Regions from separate parts of the Homo sapiens genome. Here region 1 is linked to region 2. Evidence: chromatin contacts called from ENCODE Hi-C or POLR2A ChIA-PET data. All regions are on one chromosome and are shown on one strand. The core of a region is the stretch at or near the end of the contact, and the rest is flanking DNA. Distances in the headings are between cores, read along the strand shown.

What was found. A loop is a pair of places that touch in the nucleus more often than their neighbours do. ChIA-PET counts read pairs that join two places held with the same protein, here RNA polymerase II (POLR2A). Pooled maps may share reads with other maps.
Region 1: a loop to region 2 is called in a pooled map, with 7 times the contacts of the local background. The contact joins the promoter of H1-4 here to the promoter of E2F3 in region 2. A Hi-C loop is called at or near these places in 5 of 50 pooled maps. POLR2A ChIA-PET finds 5 or more read pairs at or near these places in 2 of 52 experiments (K562 and activated CD4-positive, alpha-beta T cell).

What each region holds. Positions count from the first base shown.
Region 1 is chr6:26,152,171-26,159,971 of GRCh38, reverse strand. H1-4 (H1.4 linker histone, cluster member) reads right to left here and starts at 3,643. Exons shown (of 1, transcript NM_005321.3): 1 at 2,857-3,643. The coding sequence starts at 3,581. The coding sequence ends at 2,922. It overlaps H2BC5 (H2B clustered histone 5), which reads right to left and starts at 1,850. Exons shown (of 1, transcript NM_021063.4): 1 at 1,365-1,850. The coding sequence starts at 1,802. The coding sequence ends at 1,422. RefSeq lists silencers at 177-471, 2,800-2,849 and enhancers at 1,470-1,519, 1,659-2,410, 3,140-3,219, 3,480-3,639, 3,164-3,915.
Region 2 is chr6:20,396,568-20,404,345 of GRCh38, reverse strand. E2F3 (E2F transcription factor 3) reads right to left here and starts at 2,467. Exons shown (of 7, transcript NM_001949.5): 1 at 1,721-2,467. The coding sequence starts at 2,113. It overlaps LOC124901482, which reads left to right and starts at 1,574. Exons shown (of 3, transcript XM_047419652.1): 1 at 1,574-1,921; 2 at 1,966-2,077; 3 at 2,184-3,605. The coding sequence starts at 1,574. The coding sequence ends at 2,791. RefSeq lists silencers at 513-1,132, 1,333-1,802, 2,653-2,892 and an enhancer at 2,030-2,554.

The DNA of each region.
Region 1 (7,801 bases), core at 2,394-4,893, 5.8 Mb before region 2:
GGCTCTATACCCTGGTCAGTTTCCACGGGTTGAGTAAAAGCCAGCTGTAGTGCTTGGGGTTTAACATGGGCCAAGTCCCTGGCTCTGAGTTTACTTTCTTAGACCCTCTTTCTTACTTTTAAGAATTTAGAAAATATTACTCAGGCTTTTATTTATCCGTCCAAGTACCACGCTTGCCATGTTATGGAAAATGTATCCCATAATCCATCATTTCGTGTTTGTTTATGAGGGCATGAGGACAAACTTCTAAATTCATTCCTCTTTTAGACAATGATCATCCATCCATCACTTAAATTCTCCCTCTCAGCCAACATTTGACTCCAAACCTAGCCTCATCCATCTCACATTTTTCACGTCTCAAGTATTTGTTCCTTTCCTTCTGGCCACTCCCTCCTAGTTCCCTCCCGACTCTTTTCCGAGATTCTTTTTCTCCCGCAATCATCCATTCCCCAGCAGTGAAAACCTTTTGTCATCATCCTACCTTGTGCAGCAGAAGCTACATCCTGCCAGAAGGAGGTTTTCTTTCCCTTTCTACCTCCTCCAGTCCTCCGTACTCAGGGGCATCTAGGAAAGGATAAATTGTACTGCAAAGGGGGCTTCAGTCCTGCGATAACTATTGCCTACGTGCAGTCAGGCACCTTAATGATTGACTATTTGGTTTCTGCCGTTACCCGGAGGACTTTTAACCTGAAAGCTGCCAAAAAAAAAAAAAAAAAAAAAAAAAAAAACCTATAAATTAAATGACTTTCAGAAAAAGACGGTTTAGCAAAAGAATTTTAAGGTGTCTCAGAAGCTGCTTCTTTTTCCTGCACCTCAGCGCCTAGGATCCGCCTTTCCCTGCCCCACTCGCTTAAGAGCTTCAGACAGAAACTGGCCCAATTACAAAACAAATCAGAAACCTTTGTAATAGTTCCGTGTTCAGCTCACATTGTCTTCAGCCTTTACTTGCAGTTATTACATATCTGCATGGTAAAAATTTTACAAGAAAATGGGCGGGGGTGGTGGTGGAGAAAGCTCCAAACATAAGGAAGTTGTCAAGAGCGTGCACTTTCGTGCTCAGGGCGGGCCGTCACCACACCGAGTCCCGGATCAACATCACGATCAACTTGGAAATCTGCACACGGAAACCAAAGAGCTGTACATTTACAATACTTTCAGTTTATGCTAGTGTTATGTGATACTAAATGAGCTAACGATCTAATACGTACCCATAGCACTCAATTTCTAGTACCTATTGTTATTCCCTGTAACTTCCAAGTTATTTCCTCTGCAGTACTAACGTAACATTAAAGATTGGTACTGTGGTGCTAAGTCCAATAACCCCCCTTTTGAATGAAATGATTACAACTCATTTATTGAAAACATGCGTGGCTCTTAAAAGAGCCTTTGGGATTAGGTGTAAAGATGCTTACTTGGCAAAGTTACTTGGAACTGGTGTACTTGGTGACGGCCTTGGTGCCCTCCGACACGGCGTGCTTGGCCAGCTCCCCCGGAAGCAGCAGGCGCACGGCCGTCTGGATCTCCCTGGAGGTGATGGTCGAGCGCTTGTTGTAATGCGCCAGGCGGGAAGCCTCGCCTGCGATGCGCTCGAAGATGTCGTTGACGAAGGAATTCATGATCCCCATTGCCTTGGAAGAGATGCCGGTGTCGGGATGGACCTGCTTCAGCACCTTGTACACATACACTGAATAGCTCTCCTTGCGGCTGCGCTTGCGCTTCTTCCCGTCCTTCTTCTGAGCCTTAGTCACCGCCTTCTTGGAGCCCTTCTTTGGGGCAGGAGCAGACTTGGTAGGTTCAGGCATCGTAGCGTTAATAGTTAGAACACTGTTGCAAACACCTGAGAAAATAATCACTCCCGCCGAGGCCCTGTTCATTTATAGATGCGGTATTCAAATGAGGTTAATCAGATTTCGTTTATGATTGGATTAATTTTAGAGTGTCGTCACAAATGCCAATGTAAACGACACTTAAAAGTCTACCTTTTCATTGGCTATTTCGTTCCTTTACTTGTACCCAATGAGAAAGCCCAGACCAGACTACCCGAGGCTACTATAAATAGGCCTCTTTAGGCAAGACAGCTGTGCACTTCGCTTGGAGCAGTTGGTTTTTGAGATCCGACTTTTTTAACATTGTGGTGTCAGAACTTACACCGAAAGATACTTAACAGATTAGGAGAACTCACATTCCTTTCTTCCTTTAACAAAGTATGGGACTCGTTGCATACAGAAGCCGTGCTAATTGGGACATCCCCCCCCCCCAAGTCTGTCAGTTTTACGTTTCGGCAAGTCCTTAATCCATCCAAATGCCACATTTAAGGACCAAGTATTTTTCTGCAGTGTCGGTTTCTAATTTTCAGTTATGTGGCAGTAGTCTCCCCAAGCACTTGAAATGTAGCCCTTCGGAAATAATGTCAGTACTATGCCACTTGTCCTAAGACGTACTCCTCTGAAGTCCCTCACTGCCTGCCATACTCGATAGGGATAACCAGTAGGCTTGTAACCAGCACAGAAACTGATACACTGTGCCGTGTTTGGAACTCGGAAAAACCCAGCTTAGAAACCCGGGAAAATCCCAACATTTTTTTTCCCATGCTATCTGGAGGCCAGGGCCTGCTAAAAGTGCAAAGCACAAGGGAGGCCCAAATGGGTTCAACTCCGACACTCGAGAACGCAAAATCGAGATGACGCCACTGCACTCCGGCTTGGGCGACGCGACGCCTTAGTCAAAAATAGCTCCGGAGACACACAAAATCCCACTCCTCTCCCCGACTTTGTTCCCGGGAGACCCGCCCCTGCTTAGCAGCGTTTTCCCGAGCCACGCCCCCTAATAGTGCAACAGCTCTTTTACTGAGAGCGGTGGGTGGCTCTGAAAAGAGCCTTTGGGTTGTGTTGGGCTTCTAAGCAGTTGGCCAAAGGAACTTTCTACTTTTTCTTGGCTGCCGCCTTCTTTGGCTTGGCTGCCTTGGGCTTGGCGGTCTTTGGTTTAGCCGCCTTGGGTTTAACTGCTTTGGCCTTCGCTGGGCTCTTGGGCGCCTTTTTTGGCTTGGCTGCTTTCGCCTTTTTCGGGCTTTTCGCTTTTTTGGCTCCAGCAGCTGCAGCCGGCTTCTTCGCCTTCTTTGGGGTCTTCTTGGCGCTCTTCTTGGGGGTGGCCGCCCCCGTCGCCTTCTTGGGCTTCTTCGCCGCTCCTGCTGGCTTCTTGGCCTTGGCCGCGCCTGCCTTTTTAGCCTTAGGCTTGGCTTCCCCAGAGGCCGCCTTCTTGTTGAGTTTGAAGGAACCCGACGCGCCGGTGCCCTTGGTCTGCACCAGGGTGCCCTTGCTCACCAGGCTCTTGAGACCCAGCTTGATGCGGCTGTTGTTCTTCTCCACGTCATAGCCAGCGGCTGCCAGCGCTTTCTTGAGAGCGGCCAAAGATACGCCGCTGCGCTCCTTGGAGGCGGCAACAGCTTTAGTAATGAGCTCGGACACCGGGGGCCCAGACGCTTTGCGCTTGGCCGCACCTGCAGACTTGCGGGCCTTCTTCTTCACGGGAGTCTTCTCGGCAGGGGCCGGAGCAGCGGGCGCGGCAGGCGCAGTCTCGGACATGTTGAAGGCAAGCGTGAGCGAGAGCAATTCGAGCCGGAAGCAGAGGCACTGGCCGGGACTCGAGCCGCGGCGCTGCGCCCGCCCGTTTATATAGGGCGGAGCTGCGCCGTGATTGGTGCGCTGTCCAGCCCGCCTCGCTGGCAGCCGCAGAGTGTCCTCTCGGATCCCGAGTTGTGTTTGTTACACCTCAAAAAAAGCCAAAAATATAAAAATTGTCTACACCGAACTGCCCGGTTTTTCTCAGATAATGATCCCCGAACCCTCAGGCTTCACGCAGATCTCAAATTATAAGGGAAGCACAAAGCCTTGTGCCAAAAACTTGCAATATTTCCCGCCGTGCTTGGCAAATTTCAACTCAGAGAAACAAAACTTTCTATTTTCTTCGTAAATTATAAACCGATCTTTAACTGTGGACTTTTCTGACCTCTCAAATATGATACTCCAAGTGGTTAGCTTCTTATATATCCAAAAAGCATGCCACTGGCATTAAGATTTTTATTACAAATCTGCACTTAAGTGAGGGAAGTAACACAGGCTCCTCGGAGAGTCCTGCCTATTGAGCCGAGGGCATTTGAGTTCATCAAACTGGTTTAGTTTAATGCCAAACAAATTATTGCCCATTTGAGATTAAGTTTTGGACCCCTGGGACATCAATCTATACAGCCATGGTTTTACATCTGTCCGCTACATCTGAGTTTTTAAACAATTCTTTGGATAATTCTTTCCCTTTCTGCTCCCAAGGGTTGGGGGCGGGGCTGTTGCTTCTCTCTTCCTCTGGACAATTGCTCCATGGATTGAGATACCTTGAATTCAGGGTATTTGGGAACGAAGGGAAGTCCAAAATGTACTCAGGGTACAGAGATGAAAAAGGATTAATTTTCAAATGTGATGTTCATAAAGTCACTGGAAGTGGAGGTGCACTTTACTTTAAAGCATTTGTCTGCAGCCTTGCTGAGTGCTTTTGGCATATGCTTCAGAACCAAATTGCAATAAAGTAGCTTAGAGCTGAAATTCAAGCATTGATGATAAGGCAAAATAAATAAGAAACGTAGATTGAAACATCTACTCCCATTATTAGTGAAACCCAGCCCCTATTATTACTGAATAGTTGAGGAATGACTAGTCCACTCACCACGTATGGTTTCAATCCCCCTGAAGATTGTATTCCAATGCTTCCCAGAGCTCAATAGAAAGAAAAATAAGTGACATGTAGTGATTAAACGACAAGTTCAAATTTCGATCTCAGAAGTAGAGCTTTGAGAGTCTATCTAAGCTATTATAAATCATTGCCCTCTGAAAACATCCTTTGAACAATGTCTGAGTGAATTTCTTTAGGTAGTTGCCCAATCAAGAAGAGTGTATGTAAGCTGGCAATGAAAGCCCAACCAAAAGAATTATTTCTGGTCCGGGCGCGGTGGCTCACGCCTGTAATCCCAGCACTTTGGGAGGCCGAGACGGGCGGATCACGAGGTCAGGAGATCAAGACCATCCTGGCTAACACGGTGAAACCCTGTATCTACTAAAAGTACAAAAAATTAGCCGGGTGCGGTGGCGGGCGCCTGCAGTCCCAGCTACTCGGGAGACTGAGGCAGGAGAATGGCGTGAACCCGGGAGGCGGAGCTTGCAGTGAGCCTAGATAGTGCCACTGCAGTCAGGCCTAGGCGAAAGAGCAAGACTCCGTCTCAAAAAAAAAAAAAAAAAGAATTTTTTCTGAAAAACGATATGGCTGGAACAGTATGGGTGGAACTACAAGCCACTTATCATGGAAACAAAATAAAATTTTGCCCAGTGCTATAAGGTGATATGATACTGTTCTGTGGACGTGGTTGATTGTAATATGGCGTTGGATATCATTTTAAATTTTAATTTCATTGCCCAAAATCTCCAGACACAAATTCTGCTACTGAAATAAGGAGAATATAGAATTTTGATATAACACGAGTGAAATGTATCAAAACAGTACTGTTTAATGTTGAATTTGTTATAAAAGTGATGTAAATTATCAATGTTTTTAATATCTTGATGTGTATTTTCAATCTAATTATTGCACATCAGTGCAAAAATAAATATGCCCTTTGGTATTTATTGAAATAAAAAGGGAGATGGATAAATCTCCAAAACAGACTAGGGAAACTGATTATATGGGCATTTGATTCCAGAATGGTAATATTATACCTATTTAATGACAACAAAAACCACTCCTGTAAATGACTGAAACTTACACAACACATGGAAGTTTGCTTTCACATGCCTCACTTTATCCAGTGTATTCCTCATGGCTAGGAAGGAGTTAAACTCTCCAAATTCTGTGGTCTTTCAACTTCCACTGCTTGCCTCCTTAAGGTGTGGTGTGTTTTCTTTACTTTACTTTTCTTTTCTTTTTTTGAGACAGAGTCTCACTGTGTCACCCAGGCTGGAGTGCAATGGCGCGATCTTGGTTCACTGCAACCACTGCCTCTGCCTCCAAATGCATGGGCTGGGAGAGGTGGCTCACGCCGGTAATCCTAGCACTTTGAGATGCTGAGGCGAATGGATGACTTGAGATCAGGAGTCCGAGGCCAGCCTGACCAACAAGGTGAAACCCCATCTCTGCTAAAATAAAATAATAATAATAATAATAATAATAATAATAATAATAGTTAGGTGTGGTGGTGTAATCCCAGCTACTCGGGAGGCTGAGGCAGGAAAAGCCCTTGAACCAGGAAGGCGGAGGTTGCAGTGAACGTGCTCTCGAGCCTTGGTGACAGAGATTGAGGATTGACCACTATGAAATCAAGCATCTATTTGACACTTGTCGGTGATGAAATAGGAACAATAACAAAAGGCCTTACTTTCTTATTGGTCAGCGGGCTGGCTATCTCAGAACTAGGCGTGTGTGCACACACACATGTTCATGCATGTGTTCTATTTTTTATTTTGTTATTATTTTTTTGAGATGGAGTTTCGCTCTTGTCACCGAGGCTAGAGTGCAATCAATGGAGCGATTTCTGCTCACTGCAAAGTCCACTTCCCGGGTTCAAGCGATTCTCCTGTCTCAGCCGCCCAAGTAGCTGGGATTACAGGTGCCCGCCACCACACCCAGCTAATTTTTGTATTTTTAGTAGAGACAGGGTTTCACCATGTTGGTCAGGCTGGTCTCCAACTCCTGATATCAGGTGATCCACCCGCCTCGGCCTCCCAAACTGCTGGGATTACAGGTATGAACCACCCAGTCATGCATGTGTTTTAAACATAGATTCTGAGGCCTTGCTCAAGATTATTCTGACATAATAACTCTTCAGTAGGTCCTCAGAATCTGAATATTTATCAGTTTTCTCATGCCACTCTTATGCCGAGCCAAGTTTGGCAACTCTGCTGAACTCACTAGAGATGACCAATAGGGCAAATGTGCTTCCTGTCACGTGAGTTCTCCCAGGGATTTCTGGGCGTGTCTGTGAGATCTTAGAAAAGATATCCATGCTGAATATGACCATATATTGGAAAGACGGGGACAGCATTAGTCCAATCTTGACTTCCTTTGATTCACACCTGGCTGGCCACTATAGTGGGCTGAAGAAGGAGAAAGGAGAGTAACTAAAGTTAAGCATCCAATGAGTCATTATTTTCCAACCACAGAAGGTAGACTGAACCTTGGCTGCTTATGGACTACTTGAATCCTCTAGTACAGCATCTACATTCCTTATCCATTTTATCATTTTTAATGATAGTCATCCTTCCCATTTGTTGGCTACTGTACTACATGCTATCTGAAATTTTTTTTCCCCCACAACTGGGCTGCAGCCTGAGTTACCTGCATTCTTACTTAGTCAGTGTAACAATCCTCTGTTATGGATAGTATTTCTACTTTACAAAGTAGGAAATGGACATGCAGAGGTTAACAAGTTCTCTTGAGAAAACTGTTGGTAAGAGGTACATTGCAGATTCCAGCACACGTTGGTTTTACTTCAAAGCATGTATGCTTATTAAACAGTGTTTTCTCAAACTACAGGTCTGAACAAGCATGAAAAGTTGTGAAATCAGTTTAGTTGTCAAGGACAAAATATTTCTCTTTTTAGTGAAATAGAATAGAATATAAAATACCAGTTTTCGTTGCATGTAGTTTTAGTTATATACACAAATCTTGGTGTGTTAGGCCCCTTAGTAAAAGACATTTCTACTGTGCCTGTTCACATGTCCACAGTATGTCTTCCTTGTGCAATTTCTTGAGCTTTTATAGTCAT
Region 2 (7,778 bases), core at 1,218-3,717:
GGAGACCTCCGGGCCACACTTCTTTCTAGTACCAACAAAAAGAGAAGCCGCATACTGACCTAAATCATCTCTCAAAGGCGCTTTATAAATTACAGGGACAAAGGGAGGGGGTGGCGGGTGGCCTGGGAATCCTACAGACACCCTACCCTCTGACCCACCCCCCTCCCCCTCCAGCACAAGGGAAGGAAGACAGAAAACAGAGCTCAACTCGGCCATTGGCGAGAAGCCCCCTCCGGTTTTCTATCGCCCATCCATCCGCCCCCTAGAAAAAAAATCCACGTAAACACCATACCCACCCCCTGGGGCAGACACTCCCGCCCCGAGGTTCCTAGAACCGGAGGCCGGGGCATTTACTTAGTTAGATTTTTCTTGCTTACTCATTTCCCTCGAGCACCCAACCCCCCGTTCCCACTCCAAAACCCCGCTCAACCGCCTACCCTCACCGCTTCAGCCCCCAACAGAATCCGGTGCCCCCGCGGCGTCGGCGGCCCCCGAGCCGTCCCGGTCACTAACCTGCTGCTGTAAGGGCATTTCCGAAACCAGCCTGGCTCCGGGGGGAGGTGGGGGGCCGGCTGGAGAGGGGGCCCGGAGGGCCGAACAGACCGGCGGCGCAGGGCGAGGGCGGGCGCCGGTGGGGGGGTGGGGAGAGGAGAGGGAGGGTGGCGGTGCCGGGGGCGGGTGCGAGGGCGCCGGGACCGTCCCAGGCCAGGGAGCCGGCGAGCAGGAGGAAGTGGGTGCCCCCCTCTCCCCCTCCAGCGCCCCCTCCCGCCGCCGCCTCCTCCCCAGTCACAGGCGCGTCCTGCGCGCACGTGTGCGAAACGTCACCGGCGGGTCCCGGAGAGAGGGACAGACCCAGGCGGCGGGACGGGAACCCAGCTGCCCCCGCCCTCCGTCGCCGGGGGGCGGAGAGGGGGACAGGGCGGGGAAGGAAGGGGCAAGGGGAGAGGCGGGTCAAGGGCAGGCCCGGGGCCCGGCGAGGAAGGCCTGGGCGCTTGGGCCACGCGGGCGCCGCCGCTGCCACTGCCAGGATGCGCCCAGGCCAGAGCGCCAGCCCGCGAGCCCCTCACCCCAGACAGCCCACGCCCCAGTCCGCACCCGGCTTCCAGCCCCACCTCCCCCACGCCCGACTCCCCTCCACCTCCCCCAGCCCCTTTGTTGCCGGGAGTTACAGATCCTAAAATGTGTCAAGCGCAGCCCCGCCGATCCCCTGCGCTCCGAGCACGCCGCAGGGACCCCCGGCCGCCAACGAGCCTCCAAGGCCGACTGGGGGCTAGCACCCCAACAGTCCCCCGGTTTCAACCCCTCAGAGCCCCCCACACCCCAGTTCACTACTCCCTCCCCCACCCCCTTCTCCATCCGGGGCGTGACCCCTTCCTACGCCCGAGAAAGAGGAAGCTTCGAGTTGGAGGGGAAGGGAGAGTGGGGGTAGGGAAAAGTGCAGGAAAAGAAGGGGGGGCCGCGAAAAGTTTTGGAGTGTTTGATGTGGTTCGCGCCAAGGCAATCCCCGCCGCCCCGCGCGCCTGGCCGAGCCCCCCGACCCTCCTGGCGCCGGGAAGAGCACTCAGGTCTAACAATGAACCCTCGTTGGAGGGGCAGCCCCCGAGGCCCACGATGCTCGGCCCAGTGCTCTCCCCGAGCGGCCCGCAGCGCGCCCACGACCCCGCGCGGTGCGAGCCCACCTCCCGCCGGGGCTGGGGACGGTGGGGAGGGAGGGTATTACCGGAGGGCCGCCGCCGCCGCCGCTGCCGCCGCGTCCCAGCGCTGGTGGCTGCTGCAGCAGCCCGGCTCTGCTGGAGGGTCCGTGCGGCGTGGTGTAGAGGAGGCTGCCGGCGGTCTGCTCCGCGCCGGGGGCACTGGGGAGGAGGGGGCCGGCGGCTACGGCGCCGCTTTGGAGGGAGGAGGAACAGGAGGTGGTGGAAGTGTTCGTGGTGAGGATCTGGATGTACGCGCCCGGGGCGGCGGCAGCGGCGGCGGCGGCGGCGAAGCCGGGGCTGGCTAGCAGTGCCCTTTTGTCCATGGAGGCTGCAGCGGCGGCGGCGACGACAGCCGCCCCCTCCCCACCCCCGGCGGTCACCAGGTACTGCTCCAGAGCGGGCTGGATTCCCTTTCTCATCTCTCGCTCCTGCTCTTTTTAGTGTTATGGTATATTAATGTATTGTTTTCAATTTCTTTATTATTTGCAGTCGGAGTTTCCAAGTCTCTCCTCCTTCTCTCCTCCCCGCCCGGCGCTTCCGAGCCCCCTCTCTCTCTTTTCTTTTTATTTTTCCGCACCGCACAGGCCCCGGGGGCCAAAAATAATCGGGGCTCTGGAGAGAGGAGGGTCCCGGCCGCACGGATATCGGGCCCCAAGCGGGGATGGAGGCGTCGGGGGCGGCCGATGCAACGGATTGCGAGGCGGCGGCGGCAGCCCGGGTGCTGCGGCCGGCAGCTGAAAAATGGCTCCAGGAAGCTGCTGCTGACAATGAATGAAGGGATACGGTTTACGCGCCAAGGTCCTCCCGCGAAACTCGGATTTCCCGCCGGCTTTTCAAACCATATTTGCATATCCCCGCCCCTCAACCCGCCGAGGACCGTTCCCACAGCCCATTGGGCCGCTACCTCCTTACTTCAGTCCCAATCATGGAGCAGGGCCGCGACTTGCTGGTTTCCATTGGCTGCCGTGCATCATGGTTACCGGGGCGACAGGGACCCTATTTGCATAGGCCTCCTTGATTGGCTGGCAGAAGAGCAGTTTTTAGGGGGTGGGGCAAAGAATTTCCTTCTCTCCCACGGAAGACCACGCCTGGCCTAGGCTCCGCCCCTGTCCCCGCCCGCCCGCCGGGCCGGCGCTACTGACCTGGGCAGGGACTCCGCGCCCCGCAGACTCAGTGTAGATCTAGTCTAGAGCCCAAGTTTCGCTTTTGGAAATTGTCAAGGTGACTAAGGGAACACTCTTTCCTTTGACCAGTCAGTGCAATAAACGAACAGCGCAGGAGATTTTTCCAGATACGTGCCAAAGGCAAGTTGGACCATGCGGACGATGTCTGGCAGGTGCAAAAGGAGCCCTTTAAATCGTGGGCTTCTCCCTTCCTGAAATCCAACCAATGACGCGGCGAGAGCTGATCCCGAGGCCGGGGCTGATAGACAGAAGCATGTGGGCAGACAGAATCGTGGGGGCAGAAGGTTCAGCAGACGCGATTGCGGGCACCAGTTAACATTCCAGATCATTCCCGGTACCTTCATTATTAGCCTGGATAGGGGTAAAGTACAAATTAACTCTTTTGTCTTACAACGGATATTGGTTTGAATCCAGCAGACATTCCCTCTGGCCCAGAAACACCCAGGGCAGTTAATCAGGGCTAACCTAGAACTGATCTACGGGTTTCTAATCCGCCAAGCAGTAATCCGAAAAAGTACACGCTTCCCACGATGACGTCGTGCCCCCAACGAACGCAGGCACGCCCAGGCATCAGCACTTTATATCTTCAGTTTTGTAGGAAGTTCTCTGACTGGAAGCAAACACAACGACTCAAACCTATCCCAAAGTATTTTTAAAATAGTGTCTTTTTTTAAAAAGTAAACTAGAAATTGTCATCAGAAAAATATAAAATGATGTGTCAAACTGACTCCTGAATTTGTTCAAGTATTCATGGGTCTTAAAATTAAAGCTTGCTCCTGAGATTGAGCAGGAAAAGAGACCCCTGCAGGAATGTGGGGGAAGTTATGTATGTAGAGACTAGATCATAATTTATAGTTACGTGCAAAACAGCTGCAGAATTGGTGCTCATAGGTGATGAGGATTGCAACACCTTGAGCCCTTTCACAAGATTTTTATTACTATTATTAATTTCCCAAAACTCTTACTCAGAGTGCTATGAAACACCTGACAAGATGTGTCAGATCAGGCTAGGACTCCTTAATATTTTAGCCTTGTTACCTTTTCTGAAACAGATGAGTTAAAAGTTCCATTAAACCTTGCACCAGGCTCAGGAATATTTTAGTCTTGCATTCAGGCTAGTTGAGGATCCATAGCCCTAAACATTTGTCGACACTGGTAGAGGTGACACTATCTTTATTTTTTGAGACAGAGTCTTGCTGTTGTTGCCCAGGCTGGAGTGCCATGGCACGATCTCAGCTCACTGCAACCTCTGCCTCCTGGGTTCAAGCAATTCTTCTGCCTCAGCTTCCTGAGTAGCTGGGACTACAGGTACGTGCCACCACGCCCAGCTAATTTTTGTATTTTTAGTAGAGACAGGGTTTCATCATGTTGGCCAGGCTGGTCTTGAACTCCTGACCCTAGGAGATCCGCCTCCCTTGGCCTCCCAAAGTGCTGGGATTACAGGCATGAGCCACCGCGCCTGGCCAGAAGTGACACTATCTTTAGGGCAGATTAAGTGGTACTCAAAGGGCATGAGCTAGAAGTGTAATATACCAGCAGCTTCCCTGCTCTTGTTCCATCAATGTTGCTTTCCTCTATGGATATACCTGTGGAAGAAACTAGTACTGTCACTACTTGGATATTACCATCTGCAGAGCATCACTGGCAGCTTGCATTTGGTGGCAGTAGTGGGGGTTGTGAGGGAGGAGTGGTGCAACATACACAGTAATTATAGACCTGCGCCTTATGATTAGAGACCAGCCTGGGACTGGGGCTGTGCATAGAATCCTGGCTTGAGCTCCCCACAAGTGATTGCAATAAGATAAATACGACACAGCCACAAGAAAGCAAGTGTTCACACTCTAGACCCACACCTGCAATTCTGCTTTAGAAAGCTTTCAGATATTTATCATTCTACCTTACCCAAGTTTTTTTAATATAGGGTATTTGGTAGAGAAACAGATGTTTTGACACTTTATGTCTAGTGAACTCTAGGATGAGTAGGTGGAGAGAAGAGTTCAAAGAGAGAAGATAGTGGAAGATAAGATGCTGAAATCCAAGGTAGGCTATTAATTTGTGGAAGAGGTAGCATGTTTTAGCAGAAAGAATGAGCTTTGGAGTCAGAGTGATCTGGGTTTAAATTCTGGCTCTGCCATTTACTAGCTATATAGCTAGGGGTGGTGGCTCACGCCTGTAATCCCAGCACTTTGGGAGGCCAAGGAGGGCAGATCACCTGAGGCCAGGAGTTTGAGACCAGCCTGGCAAACATGGTGTAACCCCATCTCTACTGAAAATACAAATATTAGGCTGGACATGGTGGCTCACGCTTGTAATCCCAGCACTTTAGGAAGCCAAGGCGGGCGGATCACCTGAGGTCAGGAGTTCAAGACCAACCTGGCCAACATAGTGAAACTCCTTCTCTACTAAAAATACAAAAATTAGTCAGGCGTGGTGGCATGCACCTGTAATCCCAGCTACTCGGGAGGCTGAGGCAGGAGAATCACTTGGACCTGGGAGGCGGAGTTGCAGTGAGCCATGATCATGCCACTGCACTCCAGCCTGGGCAACAGAGCAAGACTCTGTCTCAAAAAATAAAAATAAAAAAGTCTGTTTTCTTATATGTCAAATGGAGACCCATATTTCGACACCCATATTGCTAGGTTTTGATGGAAAGAGGCAATAATACATGTAAAGTGCCAGGCATATAGCAAATGCCCAATAAGTGGCAGCTATTTATGAATCTACTTACATGTGTGATCCTGCTTTGCAGCTCTTTGTCCAACCTGACTCTCAGCGTCTAATCTTCCTAGAGCCCCTGGATGTCCACTGGCTAGGGCAGCTTAGCTTTGTCCCATACTAGGAGTGCAGCCATGTCCTGGTTAGTTGCAATCATAGAATCCTGACTCAGAAACTCAGAATAATAACATAAAGTCAGCTCTACTGTCTATCCCACTCCAACCTGCTGATCTATTAGTGACCAGCATCTGGCTGGTTCCTCAGTCTGAGCCCTCCTCACCTTCCCTTGAAGACAAATTTTTCTAGAAGTAGAACCGGATGTTTTTGCCAACAATTACCCCTCTTTCCCTTGCTCTGACTGCCCCAAGACTTCTAGTTTTCCCAGAATAGGCCTGTGTGGTTGACTGACTGGTGGCACCCCAAAAGATGTATCTATATCCTAATCTCTAGAATCTGTGATTGTGATATTTGTGGGGAAAGGGTCTTTGTAGATGTAACTAAGGTAAGGATCTCAGGATAAGACCATTTTGGATTATCTAGGGTGGCCCCTACATCCAATGACAAAGATCCTTAGAGGGGACACCCAGAGGAGGCACACACAGAGAGGAGGAAAAAGCCATGTGAAGTTGGAGGCAGTGACTGGAGTGAGTGGCTACAAGCCAAGGAATGCCAACAGTCACCAGAAGCTGGGAGAGGCAAGGAACAGAATCTCTCCTAGAGCCTCTGGAGGGAGCAGAGCCCTGCCAACACCTTGATTTTGGACTTCCAGCCTCCAGAACGGTAGTGGAATAAATTTCTACTGTTTTAAGCCACCTAGTCTGTAGTAATTTTTATGGCAGCCTAAGAAACGAACACAGCCTGTTATCCTGCCTACCTGAAACTTCAAACCTGTCAACTCTTACTCATCTTGGTTTTTTTGAGACAGGTTCTTGCTCTATCGCCAAGGCTGGAGTACAGTGGCAATGAGATCAGGGCTCACTGCAATCTCCACCTCCTGGGCTGAGTGATCCTCCCACATCAGCCTCCCAAGTAGCTGGGCTGCAGGCACACACCACCAAGGCCGGCTAATTTTTGTGTGTGTGTATTTTTTGTAGAAATGGGGTTTTGCCATGTTGCCTGGGCTGGTCTTGAACTACTGGACTCGAGCCATTTGCCCACCTCGGCCTCCCAAAGTGCTGGGATTACGGGTGTGAAACACTGCACCTGGCCCCCATCTTGTTTTTTATTCCTGCCAAGGTATCATTCCTTGCTGGACATCAACGATACTAACTGCTAGCCTGAGCTATAGACCCTACCGAAGAGTTTTCAACATATGACTTACCGGCAGACACAGACTCACCTAAGGAGCTTATAAAAATGCAGATTCCTGAGCTCTACTTCAACCAAATGAATCAGAATCCTTTAAGGCAGGCCCCAAGAATCTGCTTTTCACAAGCCCTTCCAGAAAATTCCTTTGAGCACTGGAGACTAAGAGCCAGAGTCATGTGTATACCCTTGGACTTCCATAACTTCCCGTTGCTACAGCTAGAATTGCCCCCTGACCCGTGCCCCCTCCCCCAACGCCTAAATGCCTTGATGTATGTTTCTGATATCCCTCTTGCTCCTTATCCTTCCTGTTTACATGAGCTCTGGATTCCTTTGCATACACACGCTCATACTCACACACATACACCAAATGTTTATATATATACATGTACATATATATGTATATACATACTATCTATAGATAGAGTTTGACATTACAATCTTCTCTGAAAGTCTTCATTTTCATCTAGAAATACAATTTGGCCAACATGCATAAAATCTACAGAAACAACTTCCAAGAAACAATGCTATTCAACAGTTGTACGAGAATTCAGAATAGAAAAATTATTTTTTAAGGAGATTAAGGAAACTGTTCACAAGCAAAGAAGGTCTTTGGAACATCAAAAGTTTAAATTGTGCCTTTAATTTAGTTCAGCCAAATCTGGTTGCCACATCAGATTTAGAGCCTATAGTTTTAAATTTTAGGATCTGAGGAAGACTAGTTTCGGAGTTTAAAGCTTTTTAATTGCAATACAGTTAGTTGCCCACAAAGAAATAACATTCTCTGTTTTATCTTCCTGGTTTAGAAGAAGGAGGAGTATGTCCTCAAGCCATTACCACATGAAACACTCATAACAGAATTTCTAAGTGCTTATCCTAG